3 separate regions of the Homo sapiens genome follow, and regions 1 and 3 are each linked to region 2. A link is an interaction called in ENCODE POLR2A ChIA-PET data of the cell type or tissue named here. Cell type or tissue: GM12878. All regions are shown on one strand.

The links. Peaks named below come from ENCODE experiments on the same cell type or tissue, not always from the same donor. Only the 100,000 strongest peaks of a DNase experiment are listed, where the experiment ranks them.
Region 1: POLR2A ChIA-PET joins it to region 2 with 6 read pairs; 1 of 35 experiments calls an interaction of 5 or more read pairs at or near these places.
Region 3: POLR2A ChIA-PET joins it to region 2 with 7 read pairs; 1 of 35 experiments calls an interaction of 5 or more read pairs at or near these places.

The regions. Positions count from the first base shown.
Region 1 is chr12:92,672,451-92,674,950 of GRCh38, forward strand. No RefSeq gene overlaps it. Among named protein-coding and RNA genes, the nearest start is that of PLEKHG7, 29 kb to the right of the region's middle. In GM12878, no CTCF peak of the experiment used is centred here; a DNase peak (open chromatin) is centred at 1,481.
Region 2 is chr12:93,806,897-93,809,396 of GRCh38, forward strand. All of the region lies in intron 2 of CRADD (CARD and death domain containing adaptor protein), which reads left to right. Among named protein-coding and RNA genes, the nearest start is that of CRADD-AS1, 70 kb to the left of the region's middle. In GM12878, no CTCF peak of the experiment used is centred here; a DNase peak (open chromatin) is centred at 1,520.
Region 3 is chr12:93,667,850-93,670,349 of GRCh38, forward strand. No RefSeq gene overlaps it. Among named protein-coding and RNA genes, the nearest start is that of CRADD, 8.3 kb to the right of the region's middle. In GM12878, no CTCF peak of the experiment used is centred here; a DNase peak (open chromatin) is centred at 1,202.

The DNA.
Region 1 (2,500 bases), 1.1 Mb before region 2:
CAACGTGAAAAGGGGGACAAGGAAAATGCTCCATACCAAGGGGACAAGTTGTTTAAAGCCCTGTGGCAGGCCAGGCGTGGTGGCTCACGCCTGTAATCCCAGCACTTTGGGAGGCTGAGGTGGGCGGATCACTTGAGGTCAGGAGTTTGAGACTAGCCTGGCCAACATGGTGAAACCCCATCTCCACTAAAAATACAAAAATTAGCTGGATGTAGTGGTGCGGACCTGTAATCCCAGCTACTCAGGAGACTGAAGCACAAGAATCGCTTGAACCTAGGAGGAGGAGGTTGCAGTGAGCCGAGATTGCACCACTGCACTCCAGCCTGGGTGACAGAGCTGGATCCCTCTCAAAATAAATAAATAAATAAATAAATAAATAAATAAATAAATAAATAAATAAATAAAAATAAATTAAAAAATAATAATAAAGCCCTGTGGCAGGAAGGACCAGGGTCCATTCACGATGTGAACAGCAGTACCGAGAGAGAGACTATGCCCAGTGAGGTAAGGCTGACATCTGGGGCCCGGGCCACACAAACCAACCAAACCTAGGTCGTGAGGACCAGATTGTACTTTATCCTGAGAGCAATGGGGAGCCATCAAGCGGCTGCAAGCAAGAAGGTGGGAAGATCATGTTTGTCTTTTGCAGAGATCTCTCTGGTAACAGCGTAGAGAATGGAGAGTCCGGGTGCTAAAGTAGTTTGAGAAGTGGAGTTAAACCAAGGGAATCCACGTGCTTTCCTACAGGGCTTGTCGCAGGCTGTAGAAACGGAACATGCCCTGTGAATCTCCCAAGAAAGGGAGCCGCCGGGGCACACATTTTCACAAACTTGTTTGACCGTAGAATGCTTTCATTTCTTTCTGCAAGCCATCCACTATCATATCCTAAAATACTGTTTTCTGGAACACTATCTTGGGAAACACTGATTAGGCTTAATTTAGAATCTTTGCTACTCAGTTGTTTATGGATATGAAATTCACCCCTAATGGCACCTTCAGCACAGGTTTCCTCATTGAATTTCTCTACATCCCCCAGCAGGCTGCCTTCCTTGTAACATTTGTAAATGATCATCCTATCATTTACTGTAACAACCTTGACCGTGTTGTTGTTATCAACATTGATTGAAAACTTGCTAGGGATGCCTGACACTGTGCTTCTCATATTTTATCTCATTTTATCCTCATAAAGTCCCTCTAAATTTCATGGATCTTTAGGAGGTAAAAATAAATTTTCATGTGGTTTTAGCAAAGACATGGTAAAGCCATCCAATGTGAATCTTAAGTTCTTAATAATTAATTCCACTGTTTTTATTCTCCTTTCCTAGCTCAGAGGAAGGGATATTTTAAAGCCATCAGGGGAATCTCTGCCCATGTCAGGTGTGGCTTTTGGGTAATGCTGTAATTATAATTAGGATAAACTTGAATGGCTAATTTTAGAAAATGTTTTCCCCACAAAGTGAGAGTAAAATGACAGCTTGTTCACAGATGATGAGATGACTCAGTATGCAAAGGACTCGTATTCAAGAAACCAGGAGCTAGAAGATTTAATGATCAACTACTTTTGGCCACCTGGCCCAGCCATGCCTCCTAATGAAGCTCCTCTCAGCAGGGCATCAGGCACATCCACACCAGCTGGAAGGAGCGAGTGAAGGGACAGAGAGAAGCTAATAAAAATGATCCTCCCGTCTTTTTATCCCTGGGAATTAGAATAAAAATCCCATTCCTTCTGCCAAAACATGAGGAATGGAAAACGCATTTCTCACAGTCACATTCATTATCATCATAACCAACATAGTGAGGCTTAACCCTTTACCTAGATCTCACAGTTGACACCAAAGTTTGCATCAAACCTGGGAGGGCAAATCTGATGTCCCCATTTTACAGGCGAGAAAAGAGAGATGCTGTGAGGTTAACTGACTTATCTAAATTTACCCAGTCAATAAGTTAACACTCAAACCCAACTCATTTTCAAGCACTCTGTTATGCTGCCTTAAAATGGTACCAGTAAGTAAATCCAAGGGTCTGGTCTCCATAAGAGTTAGTCAGTTTTATGAAGAAAAACATTTTATCTGCCATTAGAGGCTATAATGATAACATTCTCTACAAGTGAGTGCTTCTGCTTTTCAGGAGCCAGGAAGGGCTTTCACTGGCTTGGCCCTATGTTTGGATTTGTGTGGCCTGTTCCCAGTGACGGCCATTGAGAGTACAGTGCATCTGGCCTGACCCCCTGCCAAGCTGACTGCCTCAAATTGCTGTTGACCTGACCTTCAGAGTTGGAATAAGCCAAGGGCTGGAGACGTGAGTGGCAGTAGCTGGAGATAAATCTCATGTTTGCTTCATTTGGAATGTCTCAGAGGCCAATGGTATGAGGAGCCCACAAGGCAGGATCCGACAATGGTTCTAGACCCCCAGTTCCCTCCTTGAGCTCCCCTCCTATGTGATTTAGCAGGGATCGGTTCCCTCCTCCATCACATTAAGTAAGAGGTGTGTCCATAGGTGT
Region 2 (2,500 bases):
TGTGGTTATTTAAAGATAATCCACATCACTTATATGTACTACTTTGTCCTGAACTCAGAACTACCCAGGACTGGCCAACCCTACTCTTACAGACTTGCTTGCAGGACAGGGAGAGACAGAAAGTGCTAAGGCTTCCCCCAACCAGTATTTGGAATCATTTAGTGTAGCACACCATATTAAGATTTGAGATATGAGTGGTGTGACTTTCTTTTGTAGAGTGGGTGAAAGAATATTGTTGATGCCCAAAGGCTCTCAGGCAGTTTCAGAATTAGTACATATGGAAATTGAGGATGTAGAAACTCATTTTTGTGAAACTGTCCCTGCTCTAGTACCTTTGGGAAGTCCATTTGAAGACTGCTGGAATAGATCATGGACTCAATAAATACCTTTTCATAGGAGCACAGAGGGATGAACAAGGCAGACTGAAGGAGAGAATAGGAATGCTCCCCATGTCAGGTGTGTGGAGGGTGCACCAAGGCTCATTCTGGTAGAGGTAGAGGAGCTTCTCCCAAAGTAGCAAACTCAGATCACTCATGGTCTCAGTCCCCTTAATTCTTTCAAGCTGCTGGATCAAGAACGAGGCAGCCAGCCCTCCAGCTGATGACCAGAGACATTTATTATCTACCATGTGCTAGGCACTGTCCTAGGTACCAGAGACATCCTGGTAATCAAGACAAAGTTCCACGTTTGTGAAGTTGGGGATCAGGGAGGTGGAGAGACAGAGAAAATAAACAAATCTATGAGAATCTATGAGAGGTAGAGATAAATGCTATGATGCAGATCACCTGAGTGATATGACTGGAATGGCACCTCCAGCTTGGCTGGTCAGAAGTGGCTTCTCAAAGGAAGTAGCAGCTAAGCTGAGACCTAAAGCCATCCAAATAAAAACCAATGAGTACATCCATCAGTCAGCAAGTATTTATCGGGTGCCTGCTATGTGCTAGGCACTGTTTAGGTACTTGGTTTACATTGGAAAACAGGCCTGGGGATCTTACATTCTAACTGGGTGAGAAGGGGTCTGACAGGCAATAAGCATTATAAATAAGTAAATTACCTGGTATGTTAGAAGATGGTAAGTGTTATGCAAAAAAAAAAAAAAAAAAAAGTATAGAGCAGGCTAAGGAACAGAGGTAGCATGGGGGTAGTGTGTGATTTTAATTAGGGTGGGTGGGGAGGCCCCCATTCAGTGGGTGTCCTGGGAGTGAAGACTTGAATGAGGTGGAGGAGTGAGCTGTGTAGAAGGAGCTGTGTGAAGGGAGAGCTCAGGCTTTCGCTCTAGCTCTCCCTCACACAGCCTGTTCTCATGCTGCTAATAAAGACATACCTGAGACTGGCTAATTTATAAAGGAGAGGTTTAATTGACTTCACAGTTCCACATGGCTGGGGAGGCCTCACAATCATGGCAGAAGGCGAATGAGGAACAAAGTCATGTTTTAATTGCTGGCAGGCAAGGAGAGCCTGTGCAGGGGAACTCCCATTTATAAAACCATTAGATCTCTCGAGACTTATTCACTACCATGAGAACAGTATGGGGGAAACCGCCCCCATGATTCAGTGATCTCCACCGTGGGGATTATTACAATTCAAGGTGAGATTTGGGTAGGGACACAGCAACACCACATCAGTTCTCATTTTATTATCCCATGAGAACATCCAGCTCCCCTTTATTGCAGCACTGTGCCCACCCAGTTTCTCAAGGAAGCCAATGAGACTAGCAGACATTGTCAGGTCACAGTATTTTGGAGTGCTCTGCATTGCCTCTTATCAGTCCAGCTCTTTGTGGCTTCAGTTGATACATTTCAGTCCCCAATCACCTCTGAGTGAGCCAATGCCGTTGAGTAGCTGCATGCACTGAGTACTGCATTGCTTGCCCAGGTCACCTCTGAAGATCCCCTGCCTTCCTCAGACTGACCATGTTCCTAGGAGGTCGGGGAAAGTAGACCACAGTGGCTCATCTCAAGCATAGAATCTTTGTGAAGGCTTCTTTTTATTATAAACATTTTTGTGAAATTTGACTTCTTTTTTTCTTTTTTTTGAGATTGAGTTTCACTCTTGTTGCTCAGGCTGGAGTGCAATGGCGCCTTCTTGGCTCACTTCAGCCTCCTTCTCCCAGGTTCAAGCGATTCTCCTGCCTCAGCCTTCTGAGTAGCTGGGATTACAGGCACACACCACCACACCCAGATAATTTTGTATTTTTAATGGAAACAGAGTTTCACCTTGTTGACCAGGCTGGTCTCAAACTCCTGACCTCAGGTGATCCACCTGCCTTGCTCTCCCAAAGTGCTGGGATTACAGGTGTGAGCCACTGTGCCCAGCCTGAATTTTGACTTCTATTCATAATATATTCATATGTGTTTTAATATAAAATGTTTATCATTTAAATGGATTCTCCAGGAAAATACACCAGGTTTATTCTTTTGCTGTGCATATAATTGTGCTCAGAGAGTAGTTCTGCCTCAGTTTGAGGAACATCGGTGTTCTGGAAGAAATCCTGGATTGG
Region 3 (2,500 bases), 140 kb before region 2:
ACAAATGCTGCAGCCTTTTAGGGGAGAGCCATGGGGCTCTACATTGAGGCTAAGCTGCCCTGACCTTACTTTGCTGGATGAGTGTTCTAGGGAATCTGGCCAATCTGAAAGGAACATTCATATTAATATGGTAATAAAAAGCTTGGGACTCTGGAATAAGCCTGACTTTTATTTGAATCCTGGCTTTGCCACTTAACTAGTTATAGTTACTTTATAAGGCTGTACAAGGATGGAATTAAATTCAGTGAGCTAATATGTGAAAAAATGTCCAGTTTCTGGCATGTAATAAATGTTCAATGATTGTTAACTAAAAAATATTAGGGTGGGAGCTGTCAAAGGAAATTGGATAATTTAAATTTAGTCTCAATGAATCTATTACTTACATAAAAACTGTGTTGTTCTGCATTCTGCTCATCTTTCACGTTCAAATACACATTAGGCTTATTCACTAATTGATTCATTAATTTCTTAATTCAATGACTATTTATTGAGCACCTATTATGTGTCAAACTCTATTATAAATAAACACTGGAAATGCAGAAGCAAACAAGACATTAAGAGTCCCTACTCTTATGGACGTGCATTTTAATGGGGAGTGACAGAAAATATCCTCCTTCCCAATAAAAAAACAAACAAATAAGAAAATTAACTGGTAATGATAAATGCTAAGAAAAACATGAAATTAGGCAATGTGATAGACTCTGGGGAGCAATTTTAGATTGGGTGTTCAAGGAAGGCCTCTCTATGGATGAAAAGATGAAGCAAAGTTCCGGGGTCCAAGCAAGATATGATGTAGAAGAGAGTAGAGGTGGTTAGGATGGAGAGAGGCGAATGGGTTAGGGGATGATGTAGAGGAAGAGCAATAGTACTTATTGATGGGTCGGACAGTAGGTGTGAGGGACAGAGAGGAATTAAGGAGGAGCCCTGAAGTCTTTGACTTGAGTGGATGGTGGTACCATTTACAGAAGTGGAGCAGGCTGAGTAGAGTAAATTGGGAGTGAGAGGATCAGGAGTCTGGTTTGGGAAAGATTAAGTTTGAAGTGCCTATTGAACTCCAGTGGAGGTGTCAAGTAGACAACTGGATACACAAGGTCATAGCGAAACATTTGGGGGATTTTTGCCTTTAGATAATATTTAATGGAGTGGGCGGGATGAGAATGGTTAGGGGAAAGAGCACACTCTCACTTCTCGACAATGGGAGTTAAAAAAGAGAAGAGGTTCCTGGTATATTCTTACATTTTCAGGTATCTATGACTCATAACAAAAGCTTACAGTAATAAAATACAGTCCTCATAGAATTACCCACATGGAAATAAATTGATAGGAAATTCTGGCCTTTTCACATTCTTTAGTATACATGAATGGGAATCAGAAATAAGTCGGATTGTAATACACTAGTCATTCTTTGACCCACATTTTTGACTGCCTACTGCTAGGCACTGTATGTAAAAGGAAATCAATAGCACAGTCATGTTGTTGGTCAAACATTTACTGAGCACATGCTGTGTGCATAGTACCAGATGAGTCGGGTAGAGACTAAAAAATGGAAAATTAATTTTCTGCCCCAAGAAAAAGCGGTCTAAATTAGGGATGGAGTACAAACCACTCAAAAGTTTAAAGAAGAGTATGTTTCCTTTTCCTTCCACATATCTGATGTTCTTAGGCCACTAGGAGTTCTTGCACTGCTATAAAGAAACACCTGAGACTGGGTAACGCATAAAGAAAAGAGGTTTAATTGGCTCACAGTTGCACAGGCTGCTAAGGAAGCATGATGCTGGCATCTGCTCAGCTTCTGGGGAGGCCTCAGGAAACTTACAATCATGGCAGAAGGCGAAGGGGAAAGAGGCACATCTTATGTGGCCTGAGCAGAAGCAAGGGGTGTGGGGTAGGTGCCACACACTTTTAAACAACCAAATCTCGTGATAACTCACTCACTATCATGAGAACAGCAGCATGGGGGAATTCCACCCCCATGATCCAATCACTTCCCAACAGGCCCCACCTCCAACACTGGGTATTACAGTTTGACATGAGATTTGGGCAGGGACACAGATCTAAGCCATATCAGGCAGTATGTTTCCTTCCACATATCTGATGTTCTTAGGCCACTAGGAGAAACCCGTTTGTGCCGAATGGATTTGGTGAGGTAGGCCACAGTCCATAACTCCTTCTGTCTTTTCCCCTCCCTTCCACTTCTTGACAATGGGTGGGCTTCTCTGAGTAAAGAGAAGTGTATTTCAGCCCATATTTTATTGCTAGCCAACTAGTACTCTAGGCAACCCAGCATTCATATTCCCATTATTAGAGAAGAAGGTACATTGACATTTTTAATGGGTTGATTTTTTTTGCCTGTTAAATTAAACACAGTCTCCACTTTCACATTAATATCCACTATTTGGGCCGGATGTGGTGACTCACATCTGTAATCCTAGCACTTTGGGAGGCGAAGGTGGGAGGATCGCTTGAGCCCAGGAGTTCAAGGTGAGACCCTGTCTCTAAG